Regions from separate parts of the Homo sapiens genome. Here regions 1 and 2 are each linked to region 3. A link is a loop called in an ENCODE intact Hi-C map of the cell type or tissue named here. Cell type or tissue: prostate gland. All regions are shown on one strand.

The links. Peaks named below come from ENCODE experiments on the same cell type or tissue, not always from the same donor. Only the 100,000 strongest peaks of a DNase experiment are listed, where the experiment ranks them.
Region 1: it touches region 3 in a loop (3-fold over the local background); 3 of 110 quality-filtered maps call a loop at or near these places.
Region 2: it touches region 3 in a loop (4-fold over the local background); 3 of 110 quality-filtered maps call a loop at or near these places.

Annotation. Positions count from the first base shown.
Region 1 is chr10:76,069,002-76,077,001 of GRCh38, forward strand. The region is part of intron 5 of LRMDA (leucine rich melanocyte differentiation associated); the gene reads left to right. Among named protein-coding and RNA genes, the nearest start is that of MIR606, 520 kb to the left of the region's middle. In prostate gland, no CTCF peak of the experiment used is centred here; a DNase peak (open chromatin) is centred at 3,600; H3K27ac peaks cover 2,609 bases.
Region 2 is chr10:76,082,484-76,090,483 of GRCh38, forward strand. The region is part of intron 5 of LRMDA (leucine rich melanocyte differentiation associated); the gene reads left to right. Among named protein-coding and RNA genes, the nearest start is that of MIR606, 530 kb to the left of the region's middle. RefSeq lists enhancers at 1-459, 1,039-1,616. In prostate gland, a CTCF peak has its summit at 4,688; a DNase peak (open chromatin) is centred at 4,638; H3K27ac peaks cover 1,646 bases.
Region 3 is chr10:75,658,688-75,666,687 of GRCh38, forward strand. All of the region lies in intron 2 of LRMDA (leucine rich melanocyte differentiation associated), which reads left to right. Among named protein-coding and RNA genes, the nearest start is that of MIR606, 110 kb to the left of the region's middle. In prostate gland, no CTCF peak of the experiment used is centred here; DNase peaks (open chromatin) are centred at 4,254 and 5,454; H3K27ac peaks cover 1,583 bases.

The sequences.
Region 1 (8,000 bases), 410 kb after region 3:
TTCTTTCCTGTTTCCCCAGAGAGCCTGTTTCTCCTCACCAACACCTCTAGAACATCCAAGTTCCCAGACAGCTGTTGGATCCGGCTTGAGAGTCTGCTACAACCCTCTGGGAGGTGTGTTTTTGCCTAGAAGTTGTTTTGCCCACCTGTGGTCACCATAGCTTCCTTCTGGGGCCTGTATACACACTCAGATTCCAAATGCATCTTCTTTGTCACTCTGACCAGCAGAAGTGCCATTTCACAAGCATGATGGGGAAGGCTTGTCCTTGGGGTCACTGAAGGCTGGTGCTACAATTAGCCCTTCTGTTTGCTTTTCTGCTCCTTACAGTAGAGTGTCTTAGATGAACAGACAGGGCTCCATCAATAATGCACAGATGCTCTGTAATTGGGACTTCCTTTGATGTTAATTTAGCTAAGTTCAACGCCATTGTCAGTGATAGCAATTACGTGCAGCCTTTTCACCAAGGACATTTTAGGATAATTTTATTTTTCATGTGCATTTTAAAATATGGCAGTAAATTTTGAGCTACATTACCTGAATTAGAACTCATTATTTATTTTCAACAGTGAACTAATACTCTGTCTAGGCTCCAAAGCTGTCTTTTTTTTTTTTTTCTTTTTTGAAGTGGGGGATATGTACTGGGGCTTCTACTTTATGCAGTTTTTAACTCTTGAGTGAAATTTAGAAGTGAGTCACCTCTTCTTTTTTTGTTGAGCATTTTGAATTGTCACAGAGGCTATCTGGCTCGGTGACCTGTCACGTATTTTTGTTGGGCCCATTTTTATTCACTCCTCCCCCATTCCACAGCCTTTACTTTTGTTCTTGACACAATTTAAGGAGTTGCCTCCAGCTGTTTTTCTGGGGAGGTTTTAAGTCTGAATTTATTGTAGCTGTTGAGTTCCATGGAAAACCTGCAATTCTTAATTTGTTCATGAGCTGTTGTTGGATTTGCTGCTCCATTTGGGGACTGGGCCCACTCCAAGTTTCAGGGTAATGTTTAGGTTTGGATTAAAGGCTGGACTTCTACCTCCTGTTATTGGTTGCCTTATTAAAATGGGGAATGTAATGCCTTCCAAGTCTGTTGGGGGATTAAATGAGATAATCTGTGGCAGGAGCTAATGCAGGCTCTGGTCTAAAGCATCAGTAGCAGCTAGTGTTCTTAGTCATGTAATTTCAACTTACAAGGACTCTTTTTGTGGCACTGCTGTGTCATCAAGATGTGTGGGTGAATGTGAGGAAGGTAATTTTGGCTTGAGATGCTGGGGGGCAGGTACCTAAGTCAGCTTGGGATACCATAACAAAATGCCATTGACTAGATGTCTTAAACAACAGAAATGCATTTTCTTGCAGTTCTGAAGTCCAGAAGTTCAAGGTCAGGGTGCCAGCATGGTTGGGTTCAGGTGTGGGCTCTCTTCCTGGCTTGTAGATGGCTACCTTCTCACTGCACTCTCCACTCATGGTGGAGAAAGTAAAGAAAGAGAAGGAGATCTCTCCGTCTTCTGATGAAACCACAGTCCTATTGGATTAGGGTCTCATTTAACCTTAATTACCTCCTAAAGATATTGTCTCCAGGTAGAGTCCCATTGCAGGGTAGAGCTTGAACGTGTGAATTTGGGGGTACGCATTCAGTCCACAGCAGGGGGCATTGCCCCTCTATTTCTGGTGGCTTAACTAAGTTTTCTGGAATTTATCCTTAAATGAAATACTTCTGCTCTTCTGAGACATCTACTTCCTAGTAAGAGTAAAATACCTAAAAGAAAGGAATGTGAGAGGGGAAAGAAGGCCTCACATTCATCCTGGGGAGGTCCAGGCTCCTGAGCTTGGGCATCTCCTCAGCCACCGCACGAGACCCTTTTGTTCTTGTGGGAATGGTAGAGGGAAGCAGTAGGGCAGGTGAAGGCATGGGAGGAGTAAGCATGGCGTGGGGGACGGGAGGCTCCTTGCCACTGATGGAGCCAGGAGCATGAAGGTGCAGCTGCCCTCTGGACAGCTGTGGAGGAGAGAGGTCTCCATACAGGACCAATGCGGGAAAGGATGCCTGGTGCAGAAGTGAGCCCTTAAGCTCTTTCATTTGAGTGACCTCGCACTCAACTCTCTTAATCCTCCTCTAATTCCCTTGGCGAATCTGGAAATGAAGGCTGATGTTTAGATCCTAGAATTTGTCATTGGAATCAGGCCCCTCTGCCCCCAGAGTGAAATGAAAAAACTGGGGAATGAAATTTGGGAGCTTGTTACACATGTCCAAAGAATATTATCCCATCATCAGAAGGGTTTTGAAACCCAAGATTGAGATATTGGCTCTTTAGACAATTAGAAAACAGCCAAGTACTGTATTATGAAACAAACAAACAAAAAAATCTGTTCAGTTTAATGCTAGAAAAAGAGAAAGAGAGGTTCTAACTTCTGTACTCATTCTAATTTTTAGTCATGGGATGTTTTGGAGAAGATTAGATTACAAAATATTTTTTTCTTCTTTGTGTTCAGAAAAGCCTCAATACCAACTTGCAGCCTCTACACTTTTAGATGCCAGAGGCCTAAGCTGAAAATATGAATTGTGTTTGCTTAGGTAAAAATGAACAGGGCGAGTAAGCGGAATAAAGAATAAAAAGCTTTTCCTTCTTTGCTTTCCCTCCCCTCTTCCTTTGCACATTATATGACTAAATGTGCAACTTTGTTCACATAACTGCTACAAACAGTTCACTGTGTAGGCCAAACGCTCTCTTATGCAGTAAAATTAAGAAATAATATGCTTTGAAAGTGATTTATGAGTGTGGTTAAACTGCCAGATTTACAAAGAAATAGTTCAGATCTTGGGAAGCCTCAGGAGTCACGTCAAAAATGAATTTGACCATGATTTAAACTGCTACTTTTCTTACATGACATTTAATATGTGTACTTTGGAGGCCCATATGTCTTTAATAAAATAGCATTAAGTTTTAAATATGATATGAATGCAGCCAGTTTCTAAATTCATAACCTTTTCCACAACTCCAAAATGCTAACCAATAAGGGAGTCATACACGCAATAAAACATAAACCTTAGAAAATAGCTTTTTATTAAAATGGTTAGACAGTTGGCAGCTGGGTTGCAATGTAATAAATACTTACAGCATTGTGGGTTTATCAGACGTTGTTTACCCTGCAAGCAACTGGGACCAGACAACTAATTATAGCCCCTGCCACAAGAGCAGTTCAAGCTGAGTCCCCCTGAGTATATCGAAGATGCAGGATAGTTTGTGTTGAGGGCCCTGGACAGGGAGTCCAGAGATTTGGGCTCTAATCCCTCTCCACCACTTAAAGGGGTGTGACCTTGGGCAAGTCCCTCCATTTTTCCAACTTCTCCAATCTGTGTCACAGAGATAATAATGCCTGGCAGGCAGTTCTGCAGTGCTGATAGATAAGAAACATCTGACACCAGTGCTTGGCACATAGTAGGTGCTCAGTAAAGAGAAACAATTCTTTTTAAAAACAGCCTTTAATTAAAAAAAAAAGTATTTTAGGCTAGACCTTCATGTCATTCTAGCAGTGATGTTTTATGATGACTCTAGGTTGGCCCCAAGAGAAGTTTAACCACTTAGCCAGAGATCAGTGTAAACATCATGAAAAATGAACATGGAGCTCCTTGTCTCTCTCACCTCTTGAAGGAACAAGCATGGGAGAATGGCAGAAGGACATATTTGGTTCAGGGGGAATGGGAGTGTCCTGGTGGCCACTGCTACTTTCCTGTTCCCAGAGATGAAAGGGAGGTGTGCAACACTGTTCCTTCTTGCCTTTGGCTTTCCCATTCATAGTGAAGGTGACTTATCTTTGTAAACTGCTCTTTATCACAGCCTAAGGTCTTTGAGTACTTCTGCTGCTGCTGTGTGTGAATGCATCTGCAGACCTTTCTGTGGAGTAGTCTTGAAGTAGGCCTTCCAGTCTCCATGTTTCCAGATGCATAGGAACAGCTGGTGTTTCCAGCATCGCAGATGAAACAGCCAGTCTGGCAGTGGTCTGATTGTGTTTGTCCATGCAACCAAATCTTACCACCCCCCACAAACCTCCTTAGCAGGGAATTCCTGAATTCCCTAAAATGGAAGTTGTACATTATATTTGAGCCTAGATTTTGAATCTCAGGGCACAGACATATGTGTGGTTATCAAAGATGAAAAGACCAAGGAACCACTTCATTTTGTTTTGTTTTGTGTTGTTTTTATATTTTTTAACAATGTTATGGTTTCATTAAGGGAAATTAACAAAGAAAATCCTTCAACTCTATTCCCTATATGTGACTCTATGACACATGTAGGGAATATGTGTGTTCCCTTCCAAACCGTATCCTTTTCTAAATGTGTTTAGAAATCCTTTTCTAAATGTGTTCTTGATGTGTTTAATGTTTTACTTTTTACTTAAAATTTTTATTACTTATTTTGTATTCCTCAAATATATTCTTTCTATGGACTGTATAATTCTCTATCAAGTTGACCTAAGTACTATTAGTTACCAAACCATTTTCCCACCGTTCCTGGATTTTAACCTTATGTATAAAATACTGCTAGTTGTATGTATGTGCAGGGTATGTGTGTGTGTGTATGTGTGTTTCCTTTAAATTACTTCCTTAGGATAATTTTTCATGGCTGGGCTTATTGGGTCACAAGGTGTGGGCACACAAGCGGTTTTAGGCTCTGCCTAAGGATTCCAGGGTGCCATTTTTCAAGTTGGCAGCCTATCTTGGCTGAGTCATTGCACCTACCCAGGCTAGAGGGAATGTAGGTCAAAAGGAACACTTAACATTTCCAAGACCTTCTTTGGAAATGAGTTTCCTAGAGTCTTATTGGTGGGTATGGTTCTAGAAGCAAGGCTTAGATTCTGTACAAAGCATGCATTGACCTGCTAAGTTGTAGTCCTAGGGAATTACGGGTTCCCTAGAGCATCCTGAAAATTATTAGTGGCACGAAGTCCTGATCAGTGTGAATGTGCCTTCAGACTGTAAGCCAAATCTTTGCATAATACCAATCATTCTACCTATAAAAGCACAAATATGTTATTGTTCTCAATAGCCAATTTAATGCGGCTTTGGGGAGGAAAAAAAGAGAAAAGAAGATTACAAGCTGGCTGATCTTGCTTTTATTTCTCTTAAATCTATCCACACTTCTCAGGGGTTATACTTGTTTAAAGATTGTATGCAACTGTGCAGTCTGTGTGATTTGGAAAGCAAATCAAACTAAATATGAAGTTTTCAGCATGTGCTGTTTTTAAAGGATTTCATGCATTTATTCCAAATATACATTTCTTCCCAAGTAGCACTAAACCTATAATCTTTTTCTTGTTACATTTGTTTTTCGGGGGGTGGGAGGCCAAGAGGGTGACTTAGCTTTGGAGTGGAAGGTTCCTATTAACATCTACCTCCTTCTTGTGCAGCATTATTCACAGCAGAGCTATTAAGGCTAATTATTTTCAGGTTTCTATCAAAGGGGGATATTTGAGCTGACAAAAAAATGCATTTATTGGGAAGACAAATGGCCTGTTTAAATAAGAAAGGGACCATTATCATCTACAGCTTCCACCCCCCTCCCAGTTATTAGCCTATATAGGGAGGAGGAACCAGAGACCCATGGGAGACTGTAAGTCAGAGGAGGTTCTGGGGGACCGTGCTCACTAAAATGCCTGGAACCCCAAGAAGGGAAGTAGATTTTCCTATCATGTCTGTAGCCCACCTGAATTGTTCATTGACTTTGGAGCTGGTGTCAGCCTGTCATTTTTTTTTCCTCCTAGGTGAAATTCATTGACCCTTGATGTGTTATGGAAAGAATATTGGTTGAGGAGCTACATGTATTAGTCAGGGGAAACTAACTGCTGTAACAAACAGTCCCAGATCCCGGTGGTTTAGTCAGTCTCCATTCACTGATAACTCCTTGATGGAGAGTGAGGAGTGTCCAGGGACCTAGGCTTCTTCCATGCAATGGCTCTGCATTTTTCTTGGGCCTTGAGTCCTTCCTGGGTTCAGCCCATGGATGGAGCAAGCATGAGAACATGGAGGATTGAACAGGAGGATCCACAGTCTGGGTTTTTGGGTGGCACACATCACTTCTGCCCATTGGCCAAAACTCAGGCATATGAACATTCATAACTGCAAAAAAGCCTGGGAAATGCGGACATTGTGCACTGACCTGTGTCCGCTCAAAACTCATATGTTGATGCCCTCACCTCAGATTGTGACTGCATTTGGAAGTAGAGAGCCTTTAAAGAGGTAATTTAGTTAAAATGAGACTGTTAAGGTGGGCCCTAATCCATCTGGCTGTTTCCCTTATAAGAAGAGGAGATTAAGACATGCAAAGAGGCATCAGGGGTGCCCATGCACAGAGAGATGACCAAGTAAAGAGGCAGCAAGAGAGTTGCCCTGTGCAAGCCAAGGAGAGAGGTCTCAGGAGAAACCAGCCCTGTGGGCACCTTGATCTTGGACTTCCAGACTCCAGAACTATAAGAAAAGAAAGGTCTGTTATTTAAGCCACCCAATCAATGATATTTTGTATTTCAGCCCTGGAAAACTAATACAGCAGCTCAAATGAGTGCTCCAAAACAAAAGTCAGTGTATTTGGTAAACATTGAGCCAGCATCTACCATACTGAGCACTTGTGTTTTGGCCCCACTGCAATAGTCAGCTACTGTAAACCCTTGGGCAAGTCTAGTTTGTCCTCCAGGGCTCAGATTGCTCATCTGTAAAATGGGTACAGTGATGCAGATGAACTCTGAGGGTCTCCCTATGGTTTTGTGACCTGGATGGTGCACAGTCCCTCAGCTGGCATCTTGGTCAGGTAGGGGTCCAGTATCTGGCCTACTGTGGTGGTACACTGAAGGACCCAGATTTTAGGGTTCAACCTGGATTCAAATCCCCACTCTCCCATTGGCTATGGGATTTTGAGTAAATGAGTGTCTGCCTTAGTTACCTCATCTTTAAAATGAGGTTAATAAAAATAAATACCTGAAAGTGTTGCTGGATTAAGGGATTAAAGGAAATAATGAATATACTGTAAAGTACTTATTCCAGGGCTTCGTGCCCAATAAAGACTTAATAACTTTGGGCTGGGCGCGGTGGCTCATGCCTGTAATCCCAGCACTTTGGGAGGCCGAGGTGGGTGGGTCACGAGGTCGGGAGATCAAGACCATCCTGGCTAACACGGTGAAAACCCGTCTCTACTAAAAATACATAAAATTAGCTGGACGTGGTGGCGGGTGCCTGTAGTCCCAGCTACTTGGGAGGCTGAGGCAGGAGAATGGCGTGAACCCAGGAGGCGGAGCTTGCAATGAGCCGAGACCGCCATGCCACTGCACTCCAGCCTGGGCGACAGAGCGAGACTCCATCTCAAAAAAAAAAAAAAAAAAAAAAAGACTTAACAACTTTGTATCTCCTCCTCTCTCTTTCTCTTTCTTCTTTTTTGCCTTTTAATTTTTCTGCATATTTTGTAATTATTTTCATGTAAGCATCCTGAATGTGAAGATAGAGAGTGGGAAGCATTGTCACGCACGTGATCTCATTTTATCCTCATGAGAGGATAAGACAGATGAAGTGGAGCCTTATTTTACAAATAAAGAGCACTAAGATGGGGGAGTTGTGGGATTCACTGACAATTCCAGAGAAAAGTGAAAGTGAGATCGAACTTGGGCCTCCTCTTGGCCCAGTGCTGTGTTGTTACATGATCTCTAACCTGGCCATTCTGGGTATTTCAGGGCTCAGGAGATGACATGATTCAGGAAAGGAGAGCTGGAGTCATCAACCAATGCCAGGTCCCTAAAGTTCCCTCAGGAAGCACAAAATGGAAATGGCAGCTCTTTCAAGGGTCGGGCAGACAACAAACAAATATGTTGCATTTATAGCCAGGAATAGAAAGAACATGGTTAACCTCCAAAAGTTCCTGAATCCATCTGATGAAGATGATGTTGACTTGACCTAGTTTGGGACCAGGGTTTACTTTTCTTTGTGCTCCACGTTACCTGGACTTCTCCACACTTCTGAGAGTCAG
Region 2 (8,000 bases), 420 kb after region 3:
ACCTGTGACTCAAAGGAAATAAGTCTAGCATTTTCCATTAGATGTTTATTGCTCACCGAGAATTGGCTTAGAAACCTGTATTGAGTTGTTACAAGGAATAAAGCTGAATGAGATCAGACTTTGGAGAAATCAGAGAAATGTAAATTAATATAAGAATAAATGATCACCTTGTACCCATTAGGCTGGGATAATTGAAAAACCAGGTAATGGCAAACGTTAGTGGGATGTGGGGTTATAGGAACCCTCATGCCCTACTGGTAGAGTTACAGTAATTCTGGAGTACAGGCTGGCTTCATTGAGCTGAATTAATATACTCATATCCTGTGCCCAGCAAGTCCACTCTAAGATAAATATCCCGATGAAATTCTTGCATAGGTCCATAAGGAAGTTCGTAGGAGGATTTTCATTAATGTATTATTTGTAGTGGTAGAAAGTTGAAGCCAGCTTTGAGTTGAAGGAAATTCCAGGAGATTGGAAGGTAGAATGTGGTAGATGCCTTGGAGTACTGAGCAACAATTAGAAGCAGGGATTCAGTGGATGCATGGCAACATGACCTAGATTGCATTGACTACATGTGCTTGTTTCCTGTGCTTTTGATAAACTGACATCTGGGGCTGGGCTAACCAGGGAAAGACTGTCCTTCCCAGGGCTAGCCAATTCTTAGAGATTGCAAATGACTCACTTAGAGGTGTGCCTTTGATATGCAAAGGAACAAATCCAGAGCCCCTGCTGTGAACCACTTCCTCTCTCTGGCTCCTACACTCTAGGAGACAGAATTCCTCTGCCCTAATCATCCCAGGACCAGTCAAGACAGCCAGTCCTACTTCTGCTTACCTTGCCTGGCCCATCTCGTCCCAGAACCACCACAGTCAAGACTTTACTGCCTCCTTCTGCCTTGTTGCCTACCCAGATGCTTCCATGTGGGGCCCTGTGTAACATGGCATGCCCCCTCCTCTTGGGAACTAGAGTAAGCTATGTTTTCAATGGCAGTCATCCCCTGATCTGTTGGCCTCACCACACCTAAATAATTTTATAACATAGGTATAAAATAAAGTCACTTCATGGCTTGGCACAGTGGCTCACGCCTCTAATTCCAGCACTTTGGGAGGCCAAGGTGGGTGGATCACCTGAGATCAGGAGTTCGAGACCAGCCTGGCCAACATGGTGAAACCCCGTCTCTACTAAAAAAACAAACAAAAAATTAGCCAGATGTGGTGGCGTGAGCCTGTAATTCCAGCTACTCAGGAGGTTGAGGCAGGAGAATCACTTGAACCCGACAGGCGAAGGTTGCAGTGAGCTGAGATCGCGCCATTGCACTCCAGCCTGGGCAACAGAGCTAGACTGCATCTCAAAAAAAAAAAAAAAAAGGGGCTCTAGTGCATCTTGTGGGGAAGAAGTTGGTTGAACCTTGTTTAACCGTTTGTTTCCCAAGCTCATTTGACCATGAACCCTTCCTGGTAGCACCTACTTACTTAAATATGAAGCTTGGTGGTGAACCTCTCAGGGTACTTGAGCCTTTCTTTCTAGCAGAGGGCTTTGGGCTCCTGAGCAACATTCATGAACGGAGGAAGACTGTGTGGACAAGTGGCTAGGGAAAGGCACAACAATTTGTTGGAGAAGAAGCCATTAACTGAGATACCACCTCTTCCTTAGTATCCAAGGGACTTGGCTCAGTAGGAATATTATGTTTTTTCTTTTCTTTTCTTTTCTCTATTTATTTATTTATTTATTTGAGACGGAGTCTTGCTCTGTCACCCAGGCTGGAGTACAGTGGTGTGATCTTGGCTTACCACAACCTCTGCCTCCCGAGTTCAAGCAATTCTCCTGCCTCAGCCTCCCAGGTAGCTGGGGTTATGGGTATGTGCCACTGCGCCCAGCTAATTTTTTTTTTTTTTTTTTTTTTTTTTTTTTTGTAGAGTCAGGGTTTTACCATGTTGGCCAGGCTGGTCTTGAACTCCTGACCTCAAGTAATCTGCCCACCTTGGCCTCCCAAAGTACTGGGAATATAGGCGTGAGCCACTGTGCCCAGCCATATTATGTTTTTTCAAACCAGAAAGATATTTGGTTCAAGTCATAGTTTTCAATCATTGTGACCTTTGGCAAGTCCTTTGAATTCTTTTGGTTCAGTTTTCTCGTTGGCAAATGCAGCTTTGAAACTTAACTTCATAGGTTTATGTTGAAGGTTAAAAATGATATATGTAAAGTATCTGGCACTTAGTAGTAGGTTAGTAAAAATTAGCCACTGTTAAGACATTATTATCAAAATTATTAATATCTTCATTTGATCTTTTATGAGGACTAACAGTGAACCTATTCACAATTAGCCATGTGACTATAGAAGTGGCTTACTCAAGGTCACATTGCTCATTAATAGCAGGGGTGGGACTACAATTTACTTCTCTTAGGTCCTTGCTCAATGTCATCTTCATTACACTGGACCAAGGGTCCTTTTGCCTATTTCGTGACTGAAGGAACTCAGCACAAGCTCTTTCAGTGGACTGAATGGACCACTTCATTGCAGCACTGGAGAGAGATGCGGGATGGGATTCAGAGGGCCTGGGGTGCCACTGGGATTTTTGCTTCAGTTATACTCTGCATCCTTGTTAATAACCTAGAGAAGGTTGTAAAGAATATGCTCATTATATCTGTATTTTCCCCTAAATGGAGAGGTATTACAAACCCCACCAATGACAGAGACGTGACATAAAGGGACCTGGAGCTGTCAGGCATATGGACAGGAAATCACTAGATGAGATTCAGCTGCAATAAATGCATCCTAATACATCTGGGGACAAATAATCCGAAACACAGATATTCAATGGGAGGAAGATATTTGGAAAGCAGTAAATGCTGAAGGGGACCTGGGGGATACTGGACAGCAAATTAGATGTGGGTTTTCATTGTGTTAGGCCAACAGAAATTGGTAATGCAATCTTGCGCTGTATTTTCCAGCAGTCCCCTGGAGCAGCTGGGAGGAGAAAGCCTCTTTCACCAGCCAAGATCAAGTCTGCTCGCCCCACACACTCCTGAAGAATGGCCTGGCTGGGGCTGGGGTGGAGGGAGGGGTCGCTTTACTTTCCCCTGGCCCCTACCTCACAGGGATGGTGACTTTCCTTTCTCTAAGCCTTACCCTGACCCTGTGTCCTTGGAGAGTCGGTCTCTTTCCTGTCTCCCAGCGTCTTGCTGCAGAATGCTGTGGGATGTTGGTCTGCCTGGGACAGCCAAGGGAGGACAGTCCTGCCTGGAAAGTCCTGGTCTGCAGGGAAGACTTGGCCTCAGGTGTTTGTTTCCATGTAAGCTAAACATAGCCATCTTTTCTAGTGATCCTGGCTTCCTCCCCGCTCTCCCTCACACTCACACCCCCATCCTCTTCCTCATGAAGGATTTCACCTGCAGATAGCCTCTATAGACAGAGGAATATTTGACAAAACACAAGCATCTGCCCCAGCAGCTGTTCCCAGCAATGGGGATCAGTCACCAACTCCTCCCACCTCCTCCTTCTCATGCTTCACTCTTCTGCACCACCCCCCGCCCAATTTTATAGTCTTCTCAAGTTTAAAGACTTCCCTTGACATGCATAAAACCAAATTTCTCTTCTGGGGACCAGTGAACACATATTCTGATTTTTTTCTAGTTCCTCGCCTTACCCCATTCTCAGGAAAGCCCAGTTACTTCGTGAGTTCAGAGCACTTCCTTGCTGGGGCGCCTGCTAAGTGGGGTGAGTTTAACTGGAGCACCCCTCCCAACTTTTGGGAAAGAGTTCACTCTCACCAACCCATACTTTCTGCCTTTCCTTCTCTGGGATTGTCTTACCTCTGGAAATCCTTCAGGGACTTCTAGGGAATGGCTATGTCAATGGGGCTGGTAAAAAGCAGCTGTGGGCTGGTAAATGTCAGAAGCTGTTTGCAAGGCTGGGAAAATTCACTGTTTATTTCTTCAAACAAGCCCTAGTTTCCTCCACTGAGAATGTTCTTCATCAAACTCATCATTCAGGTTTGTATTCAGAGCAGTTTAGCTTAGGCATGCAATTGTCAGTCAACACTCGTAAGTAAGTGGCCAAGTTTAAAGTTACTCTTTGAATATTTCTATACACTCTATTCAGTAAGTGTTCACCAAGTCCCTTCTCTGTGGCTACCACACAGCTAAATACTCATGTGTATATGTGTGGGAGAGAGAGCGTTTTACTCTCGTGGAGGGGCCCGAATGAAAAAGGCATCACCGTGGAAGAACTTGAGCTTTCAGTCCTGATAGGTCATGGATATAAATGGATGGCAGCTGCTAGCACAGTGATTTATGAGTGATGCTCCCAGCCAAAGGAAGTCAGGCACATTCTAGAACTGCAGACCGCTGTGTACAGGGCATCTCAGTATATTTAGCAAAATGAGATTGCAAACCACAGAAAAAAGGGCTGAGTGGGTGGAGAGGAAGAACATTCTCTGGCCAGAAACTTGCTGAACTTTGAGGCCAGGGACCGGAGGCTTTGCAGAGGTGGGGAGAGACGTTCTTTGGCTTGTCCGACAGAAATAAATCACCACTGAGGAGATATACCAAAGGCCAATTATATGGAGTGTTTTCTTGGAAAATCATCTCCCAGACAGGCCCTGTAAATCATCCCCAGCATTGGCAGACATTCAGATCTGCCTGGTGGGGCGGGTGGCATGCCAGTGCACCCCAGTGTCAGGTAGAGGAATTACACAGGGGTAGTCTCGTTGTAGCAGGGAAAACAGAGGTCAGGTACTAGCTGTCTTCATCCGAGGAAGCAGTGTAGGGCAGAACTGTTTGTTCTGTCCTAGGAATTGTAGGGCCAAGGCTTTTGACCAGGTTTTGCCACTTACTTGTTCTGCGACTTTCAGATTCTCTACAAACAGAGTGGGGACTGGGTTATCTCTGAGGTTCCTAGAAGCCCTGACATTAATTTTATGCCTTTGTGTTCTCTATAACTTCTGCATAGCGTAAGCTTTTGCATACCACACCCTATGCTGGTAATTATCCCAAGAGAGACAAAAATTTCCATCTACCCAGCAAGGTTAGTCATACAGGATCATCTTGGGAGGGTGATTGGGGTCCCTCAAAGCCAGGTCCTCAGTGTAGCTGTAGAGAGAGATGGGAATTTAGCCTGGAGAATGAAGAGCTAAGGGGGATGCCAGAGGTACTGTGTTCAATATTGGAAGGGCTTCATGTGGAAGAGGGATCCGTGTCTGTTGTCCTACTCTGTAGGCCAAAAACAGGACCAATGAACTGCAAATAGAGGGGCCCAAAAGGAAGGAAAAGATAAACCAGCAATCATTATTCCATTGCTCAGTGACACAAACTTTGATTTCCTCAGTGTTTGAAAATATAGCAAGAACTCTTAACTGGCCAAATGTGGTGGCTCACACCTGTTATACCAGCACTTTGGGAGGCTAGAGTGGAAGGATTGCTTGAGCCTGGGAGTTCAAGACCAGCCTGGGCAACATGCAGACCCTGTCTCTACAAAACAAACAAACAAAAAATTATCTGGACAAGGTGTACCTATAGTCCCAGCTACTTGGGAGGCTCAGGTGGGAGTATCACTTGAACCCGGGAGGTTGAGGCTACAGTGAGCCGTGATTATACCACTGCACTCCAGCCTGGGTGACAGCAAGACACACAAAGTCTCACAGACACACAAAAAGAACTCTAACCATCAGAACTATCCAACAGTGGCACCTAAACCTGGCAGAGCGGAAAGTGATCCATCACTGCTGTAATCTAGCCGAGGCTGGGTGACAGTCATGGTCACAGCAGAGAGGACAGGATGCTCCTTTCTGCTCTATCTGTAACCATCTTCTGTCCCTGGAATGAGCTGAGTGAGGAATGCTCTCCCTCCTCTCCTCAAAGTATCTTCCTTGTCCCAGCAAAGCTTCATTCTTCCTATTGAGGAGGGGTTCATTTATCTCTAGGAGAGTTATCTTAAAATTTGTCTACTTTTTGGAGAAAATATATATTGAGACTTTGAGGGTGGGAATTTAATTGGTTGCCAATAAACAGGAAGGCCCCAAGGGAAAGAAATGAGAATTAGAAACTGACTCACAATATCTGGATGGGAAGCCAGGCAGGAGGGAAACTCAGGCTCTCGAAAGGGAAATCTGTTGGGCACCCAGCTTACTTCTTAATTACCTTTTTTGTTAATGGCCAGCCCATTCCTTATGGGTTTGTTGTTGGTGGGTTTACTTAAACCTTTTTGAAATATATTGGTTATTTTAGCTTGTACTGATTCTGGAGGCAATGAATCCACAAAGTTAATAAAATAATTCTTCCATCATCTTAAAATTATTTCTTCATTCAAGCTTCAAGATTTCCTTCTTCTTCCCATATTCTAGAATGAACAATTGTTTTTTCTTTATTTATCTTCTTTGTGATTCTATTGATTCTGTTGGGATCCCTTCTCAGTCTTTGACTTTCTTTCTAGACAAAGCCCTCCTAATTGTTCTCATTAGTTTGAGTATGACAATTCTGTCCGTGTGATTAATTCAACACACACCTAACATTTATTAAGTTCCTACTCTATGGAAGTCGTTGAGCGAGACACTGAGGCTAGAGGTGAAAAAGACACTTTTCTTGCCATTCTTTATACAGGATTGTAGCAGAACCAAATTAGTTGTAATGAATAGAGTGCTATGATACATGATGCAAACACTGGCCATTGTTCATGAGGTCACTTTCATCTACCTCCTGTGACAGATGAAATCACTGAGACTCTGAGAATTTCAGTGAATCACTCAAGTTCCTACAGCTGGTAAATGGCAGAGCTGGGGTCTGAATCCAGGGCTGTCTGACTCCAAAGCCTGCATCCTTTCCACTGTGCAACACTTCCCTTTGTTTGATTGTCGATGGAAATACAGAGAAACATGTGACTTAAGAATGAGTTGGGGAACTTAATTGCACTGGTGAAAAATGAAGACATTTTATAATAAAACACATAGGAAGATGAAGTAGAAAGTTTACCAGTGTCCTGGGATCCTCCGCAACCACTTTGAGGAGAATCTGAGCTCTTGGTATGCAGGCTTGGAATCATGGCTCTGTCTGGCGTTGGACATAAAATGGTAGACTTGATGCAGACTCCAGCTCAGTCATCCTTGTCTGTTATGCTTGGAGGCGACAGCTCTGCATGAACCCATTAACTCAGAGAGATTTCGGCAGAGCCTTTCCCTTCCCTGACCACTGGGCACGAGTGCACCACTCTGCTCTGAGCTGATCAGCTTTCCATATGCACGGAACAACCACAGCCTCCCTCCCCATCTTTCATCACCTAAATAAGGGCAGTTAATGTTTAAGAGTAGAGAATAGGGAACATAATGATGGATAAATTATAAGTTTGGGGATATGAAAAGTCAAACTGTGTAAATATGTATTTTAAACCACAAACAGAATGTTAATGCATCTTTCCCATTAACTCACTAACTGAAATTACAGAGTGTAACGTGAGCCAACGCCCACGGGTTGGTTATGATGTTTTCAGATTTAGAACAGCAAATGATAAATGCCCTTCTCTCAGACAAAGAAGCGATTGACACAGCTTTTCAATGTAGTCACTGGCAATGTCAGCAGTGGAAAATAAACTGAGCACCAGGAGGAGAGACGTCCTGAGATACCTGCGGAAAGTGGAGTGTGGGCTACTGTTAAGCACCTCCTGTATATGGGGGAATGTCTCAGGGGTCGGTGCAGCCCCTCCGAGCAGTGAGGACCCAGGCGCCATTGCCTGGACTGCCTTTCTGGATTAGAGGGAAGGCTTGTTTTCTCAAGCATCAGCTCTATCTTGCTCTGGGTTGGTGGGCAGCTGCCGTGAAGCCAGTTTCACTGTGGCTAGGTTTGGGTTGGGGATGTGTGGTTTTTGCATCAGCCATTTCATTGTTTGGTTGCTTATGGGCAGCAGTGTAAAAGAGAGGTTAAGAGGATGTGGAGAAATTAGAACCCTCGTGTGCTGTTGGTGGGAATGCAAAATGCTATGGAATAGTATGGTGGTTCCTCAAAAAAATTAA
Region 3 (8,000 bases):
AAAATGCTGAGTCAGAATCACTAAGATGATGTTCAGTATAAGAGAAAAAATAAAAGGTTTGAGGTGTGAGACCAAACATTGTGGTGATAATAGAATTTTCACTGGGGGAAATGTAGGGTCCTCCTCTATTTTGGTGGGTGGAGGTAAAGAAGAGAATACAGTCAGCCACCTGTTTTTAAGGCCATGTGCCTACCTAAGTGCAGGGGCCACTGCCCCTGTCCTTCCCAGTCCTGGGGCATTCAAGCTGAGTGCTGTGGGCTCAGGTTTGGAGCCCAATCATTTGGGCTCCAAATTCTGTAAGGTGGCTGGAGAAGCTTGATGGGCCTGGCCCCACCGGCAGGAGATGAGGTAGATGGCCCCTGGGACCAGCTGAGAAGGGCAAACACAGACCTGGCTCTTTGCTGAGGCCAGCCTGGGGAGACGCATGGCACATTGCCGACACAAAGTGCACGTCTGCCCCTGCTCAAGGGCAAGAGTCATCCAGGTGTGTCAACTCATGGTGCCTCTTAGGGAGTTCAAGAACCGAAATTCAGGAGAGGCACTCTCAGTTTACGTTACTTTCTTCATCAAGGTTGGCAAGTGTCTTTCCAGTTTTTGCTTAAAACCCAGCTTTCTTCCCTTCCCTTTGTTTTCTCCCCTTCTCTCTGTCTTCCTGCCTCCCTCCCTTTCCTCTCTTTTTTTTTCTTTCTTCCCCAGCTTTATTTGAGGTGGAATTGGCAAATAAAAACTGTGTATATTCAAGACACACAACATGATGATTTGATATACATATACATTGTGAAATGATTGGAGATTCTGCCATTTGCGACAACACAGATGAACCTGGAGGACATTATACCAAGTAAAACAAGCCAGACACTGAAAGACTGTATTATCTCACTTATATGTGTAATCTAAAAGAGTCAAACTCCCAGAAGCAGGGAATAGAAATGTGGTCACCAGGGACTGGGAGGTGGGGGAAATGGGCAACTGTTGGTCAAAGGATACAAACTTTCAGTTATAAGATGAGTAAGTTCTGAGGATCTAATATACAGCATGGTGACCATAGTTATAACACTGTATTGTACACTTGAGATTTGCTAAGAGAGTAGATCTTAAGTGTCTCCCCCTCCTTCTCTTTAATCTGTCACTTCCTTTCTTTCTTTTTCTCCATCTCCTTTTTTCTTCTTTCTCTTTTCAACAAAGAGGGAGAAAACCAAGGCTTCCTCCTCCATCATTGCCCTATGATTTTTTTGCTCTTCACTAAGTGAGATGCATATACCTTACTCTTGATCCTAGGAGGAACTTTTTGTTTTCCTAAGTCATAGGCGACTTTCTCTTTCTCCCTCTTTCTCTCCCCATCCCCATAGGAATGTGTGTGTCTGGGTGTCTCTGTCTTTCTCCCTCTCTCTCTCTCTTTACACACACACAGGCACACACACACTATCTTGAAGGTACAGGATACACCTTTTGTGTTCCATTTATTGTAAAATATTGCACACATCTGTAATTATATTACTCTTAAAATAAAGCCTTCATCTACTCTTAACATCTTTTGATGTCCCTTCCCTGCTGACTCTATTTTTTCTTGTTCCCACTTTACGTTAATGTGAAGAGACAGTTGAGTAAATGCACAATGAACTTCAAAACCTAGTAATTGTTTTTCAGAAAGAATGAAACTTGCGAATTAGATATGGATTGTAAAAGAACACCAGGGCTGATTAGTGTTTGTGAGGGGCGCCTGCCGGACGGCTCTGACACCTGCCTGCCAGCACTCTCCAGAAATGCCACCATTGATGCCTCTGTTCTGCCCATCACAGGACGGGGGGAGAAGTGCTGGGTGGGAGTTAAAAGGCTCCGCAGTGAACCACCTTGTCAGACTCACCAATTCATGGGACGCCTGACATGAAAGGCAGCGAGAAACAAAGATGAGTTGCAGCCACTTTACAAGCAAACTCTAGTTATCTGTAAAAATAAAATAAAATAATAAGGTTTTTCAAAAACAGAGAATGAATGAGCATTGAAGGTGTTCACCATGTTTTTTTTTTTTAAGGTTGTGGAGATAATGAGTTTTTTGAGACTTGGGGGAGGAAAAGAATTCACAAGCCAAGTTTCAAGCTGCTGAAAAATTGCTTTTAGGAAAGAAAAAAACCCTTTTCCATGCTAACCATCTGCTTGCATCTTGTTTACTGCCCAGAGTGCCAGTTTGTGCTTATTAATCATGCTTACACAAGTATCTTAATTACTCCCTATGTAGCTGCTCTGTCTTGAACTCAGAAGTTGACCTTTCTCTTTTTATTCCTTTAAATCATTAATCATACACAATCAACGCCAGCGGGACAGAGCCACAGAGAAGGCTACCCAGATTCTCACACCTCACGCCAGTCCCAGGCAGACAGGGAATGCCAGAGTGACTGCTTTGCCAGCAGCCAGGCGGATCTTAATTAATGACTCTGCTGTGTTGAGGCACACGGGCTGGGGGAGGCCCTTCCTGCCACCGCCCCTCCGTGCTTCCTCCAGTTGCTGCCTGGTTTGAGGAATGACTGCTTTACTCTGCTGAAACCCAGAAAGGCCTCTGCTAGGGTTTTACAGACCTGCACGCCTCGACTCTCGAAGGATCCCAACAGAGGCTGAGGGAACTTCTCAGAGAAGATACTATTTCTTGCCGTGAGTGGGAGTTTGTACCAGACCAGTTCTTCTCACGATTTGCCATGCACGTTTATCTGGTGGGGATCCTGCTAAAATGTAGATTTCTGATTCAGGAGGTCTGGCTGGGACTTGAGAATCTACATCTCTAAAAAGCTACCAAGCAATGCCAATGCTGCTGGTCCAGGGACCGTACTTTGAGTAGCAAGGAGCTAGTTGGTTGATGAGAACCAAGGTCCTCCCTCCAAGCCTGGAGATGTGATAAGAGAGTGTCACCTCTATGAATGTGAGATATATATATTTTTTTCTTTGGCTAGATGAGCAATATTTTGGTAATTTGGAAGGTAATTTTCAGGCAGGTGATATATACACATGAACAAGTGTGGCACCCTTATCCAGGCAAAAGAAACACACATGATGTACAGATTGGCCTTTCCTATGGAGGGAAGAGTGAAATTGAGACTTTAAAGACCCCTTTCATTGAACTTTGTAAAAAGTTGCTTAAAACAGCTGAAAAAATTCTACTCCAAAAAAATGGAGTGCTCAAAACTAAAATAATAATAATGATAATAATAAAATGGATTGAGGCTTGGGTTTCATAAGGCTGTTTCTCAGTTCCAGTATACCAGACAAATTACAGCCTGTGAAAGTAATTTTGTTTCCCCCTACCCTGTACTTTCAGCCTCCTAAGTAGGATAGGAAACCTGGAGATAAGAAACAGAAGGAAAAATGTAAACTGAGGACCTTTTCTTTTGGCCAAATTGAATGTTCTACTTTTAAAGGGGAGGAATTTAGCTGCTTTTTTTTTTTCTGCCAAAATTGCTTGAGTTTTCCATTCATTGTCATTCATTTTACATTTCAAAGTGCAAACTGCAAAGTGTAAAGTTGTATGGTGGTAATACACACAGTAGAATTTTGGTTGACACTTCCAGCTCTGATGAAGTAGAGATGAAATAAATCTGAAACACATCTAAATAGGCTTGGGGTTTGCATTCTATCCCATCTAAGGGAAGCTGAGTAGATCATAGACGGATGCTACTACAGGTTTCGTTATTGGTAATCCTTCGGAAAGCGACACGGAAACACATTAGAACTAACCTCCACTGCCTTCCATTTCATCTAAACAGTGGGGTGAGGGTCTGGGTGGGAAGGAATTTTATTGAAAACAAAGTCTGAAGTAAAAGCAACAAATCTTTACTAGTGAAAAGTCACCTAATTAATTTAGATAAAAACTTTATCATCCCACATGCAAAAAGAATATGTGGTTTTCCGGCTTTGTTATTTACATTAAAAATTACTTGTTCATGAAGTTAAAAAAGCGCAATTACCCTGAATGAGGTGAATTAAGAAAATATTTCATCAGTGTAGCTTGTCTTTTCAACTGGCTGCCTTTTTGGAGTCTCTTGTTGATTTATGAAGTGAAAATTCTGTCTTGTCTTTGGTGAGGACGTTCTGTAGCCTTCCTACATAGTTTTGGTATTTGGGTATGCACATGTTTTTGGCAGCCTGGAGAATATCCTGGCTGCAGTGACAGAAAGACATAACTCACTTTTCGTTTGGTAAAGGAGTAATTAATTTGAACTTCTGGACATGAAGCATTTGAGAGCTGGAACTGGGTGCCTTGCGTAACCATGGTCTGCTGTTAAACTCTTTATAGAAGACTCTTCTTGTTCTTGGAACTTTGTCTGGACTTCAGAGCAGGCTGATTTAAGTGTTGAGAGCCTGGTCTGGCAAGAGTTGTGTTTATGCTTTTCTCTCTGAAGGCCATGGATCTGACCCCTCCAAGGAAGCCAAGCTATTTTTAGGGAAAGTCTAGAGTAGAGTGGCATTTTCTGGGAGAATCTGTGGCATTTTTTGTAGAGGACTCTTAGGGCAGGGATTGGGATGGGGCTGAAGACCCCTATGTCTGCCAGCAGCTTCTCCTCCTCCCCGCCCTTAATGGGCCAAGGCTGTACTTCTGTTAGTGGATTCCATATTTGCTATGGTGGAAGACTGGCCTGTGAGACTTTCCTATAGGAAGTATATGGAAGTCCTCTGTCTAGCAAAGGATTCTCTGATTACCAATGTCTAATTTAACCAGTCTGAGGTGGGAGCCTGGGAAATCTGTAGTTTCTAAAGCTTCCCAAGTCATTCTAATGTTCATCCAGGGTTGAGAACCCCAATATAAGGCCTCGAGTGTGTTCTTATCTTGGTCCATTTCATTCTCCAGCTTCTGCAGATCTCCAGAACTCTCTCAGTTCAGACTGTTATGTTGAAGCCCTGGAGATAAAGGGATGACCTGAGCAGGGTGTCTGCCTTTCAGATACCCACAGTCTACAGAGAAGGGTTATCTGTAGCACCAGCTCACCCTCTCTGGTTCTGACTTGGCCTTCATTGTCCAGTCTTTGGGCTTTTTGTCCTGGTTCTTTTCTGTTACTTGGTCTGCCATCTAGCACTTGCCTGAGCTTCCTAATGTGTGTATTCCCTATGTAGATCTAACTCTGGGCTTAGTTTAGACCCCTATTCCCAACAGCATGGTGTTATAGGAATCCTAAAATGGATGGGTTCCATGGCGAGGACTGCTGGGGAGCCCCACGTCAAACAAAATTCAACACTTGTCTTGACTATAGGGCTCCTTAGAATATACTCAGGGGCCCATGTGTGTCTTTAAGAGGAGAGTAGGGTATACAGTCTTTCCTATCTGTCTCTTCTCAGGAACTCTATCAGGGACCCTCCTGTGGATATCGAATAGTCCGTAAAGTTTACTTTGGCCAGTACTGTTCTAACCTCTGGGAATTGGTCCAGCCTCCACTCTAGAAAATGTAGCTGTTTTTATCCTTGGTCTAGATCGCTGACTCATGTGTTCTGTCTCTGGGCTGACTGGCTCCTCTTTCTCAACCAGTCCTGCCTGTCTCTCCCTGGAATCCAAAACTGTGTGCCACTTACCTTTCATACAATGACAAACCCAAGTGACAGAAATCTCTCCATTTCCTTCCTTGCAGAGTCAGGCAGTGGCATCATTTATCTATTCACAATCCCTGTATTAGGTAGTAGAGAGGAAATGAATTCAGTTCTGCAAGAATTTATATTGACTACCAACTGTATGCCAGGCAATGGGCTTGGTGCCAGGGATACAAAGTTGGGTGATAGTCTGACTTTGCCTGGATTAACTCATGTTCTAAAAGAGCACACAGTGATCCTGAGCCCATATTATACTGTGTTCTATGATGGAGGAAGAGGAGTCAGGAGGGAAGGGGTTTAGGAGTCTCTAGGAGCTCCTGCTAAGGGCACTAACCCAGCTGGAGGGCATCAGGGAAGTCTACATGAAAAGGTGATTCCTAAGCTGGAGTTTGGAGGAAGAGTTGGAAAAGATGGGAGAAGGAAGTTTGTTCAGGGTGAAGGAATACAATGATTAAAGGCAAAAATGCCTGAAACACTGTGGCAGGATGAAAAAGATTGAAGGCATGGTATCTGATTGTGAAGAAACAGGATGTACACATTGAAATCTACCTGAATATCTGGAAAAAGTAATTCAACCATAAATGCTTAGAGTGTCCACTGCATATAGAATTTTTGAGGAGAGATGTGATAAAGGAACCACTAGAAGAGAAAGTAAGGAAATGGAGAAGCCAGACAGACCCAGCACCTGTTGGGGATTTAGATACTATTTTCAATCTCCAGATGTGGAAATTGAGACTCAGAAGAGGTTCAGTGACTTTCCCTGGCCCATCCAACTACTACTTACTGGAGCTGGGATTTGAACTTTGGTCTGGATTTATTAAAGAAGCCTCCATAGAAGAAATAATTTTTGCACTGGAGTTTGACAGAGGGGAGGAGCCTGCAGATTTTTATCTGGCACCTGATGAAATAGTTTCTTCACATGCCACATCATCGTCCCTTAGCTTTCTGTTGTCAGCGGTAGAATTCTGGCCTTTTAGAATTTGAAGTGACTTTTCAGATCTCTTTACAGATGAGGAAACTGAAGCCTAGAGCAGACAGGCGATTTCCCCCACTGAGTAACTTGACAGGTGGGGCTGAAGCCTGGTGGGCTGATACAACACACCTTTATTCTTTTTACTCTGACATGACATTATATTGGTGGGAGATAATGTCCTCATTCATTATTGTTTGCCTCCAAATATCAATTGATTTTTAAATATTAGAACCATTGTAAGATATGGTGGTTAAAATGATAAGAACATGTGCACATGTACCCTAGAACTTAAAGTATAATAAAAAAAATGCTTTCAGCATCTTCATGAGAAATTGACCAAAATCCCAAAGTTCTGAAAACAAAACTTTAAAATGAATTTTCTCTATATTAGTTTAGAACAAAGTCTGACCTGAAGTGATGTGAAATTATAATCTTCATTCATCCCACTTAGTAATGTCAGGAAAAATTGTGAAAGAATTTGAAATTGGTGGAAAAGATTCCTGGATGTCTTGTCTAGTGCATCCTTCTAGCTTATCTATGCCTTACATTGTCTTTGAGTTATTTTACAAGTCTGTAAGTTGTAGGAAACTGATAATAATGCAAAAAAATTTTTGCCTCTAGAAATGCAAATGAATTGTGTGCCCTGTATTATGCAATTGTTTCTTGTCCTGTGGATACCAGCTTTATATCCATTTGTAAATTCACTTCAGTATTCCAGATGGCCTGTATATGTGTGTTACTTTGAATTCTTCTTTGAACTGATACAATGTCTTACTCTCTCATTAATTAAAAGATTCAGTAAAATCTTTTCATGTATTCATTTTACATTTATGTAAGAATTATGATTTTACCTGATTTAAAAAAATTTGACCCTTTAACAGCATGAAAATTCTTATCTTTCACTCTAGAAATATGAATACCTGCTAGGGATGTTAGCTCATATACTGTATAGTTATACAGTATATAAACTATATTACCTTTCTAAGATCTGAAAAAATATCTGAATTGCAGTATGTTTATATGACCACAGGAATTCAGACAAGAAATTATGTGCTTGTGATACATTACTCCTTGTACTATTGTTTTCTTAGTGTCAAGTCACTAACTGTGAACTAAATAGTTTGAAAAAAACAAAAGCTAATTCAAATGAAATTATATTTTAATTTTGAATTTTGTATATAGTTATACAGTATATAAACTATATTACCTTTCTAAGATCTGAAAAAATATCTGAATTGCAGTATGTTTATATGACCACAGGATTTCAGACAAGAAATTATGCGCTTGTGATACATTACTCCTTGTACTATTGCTTTCTTAGTGTCAAGTCACTAACTATGAACTAAATAGTTTGAAAAAAACAAAAGCTAATTCAAATGAAATTATATTTTAATTTTGAATTTTGGGGGCAAGAGAGAATTTATAAGTATAAGGACCATTTAATAAGAGTTCATTGTTTAGG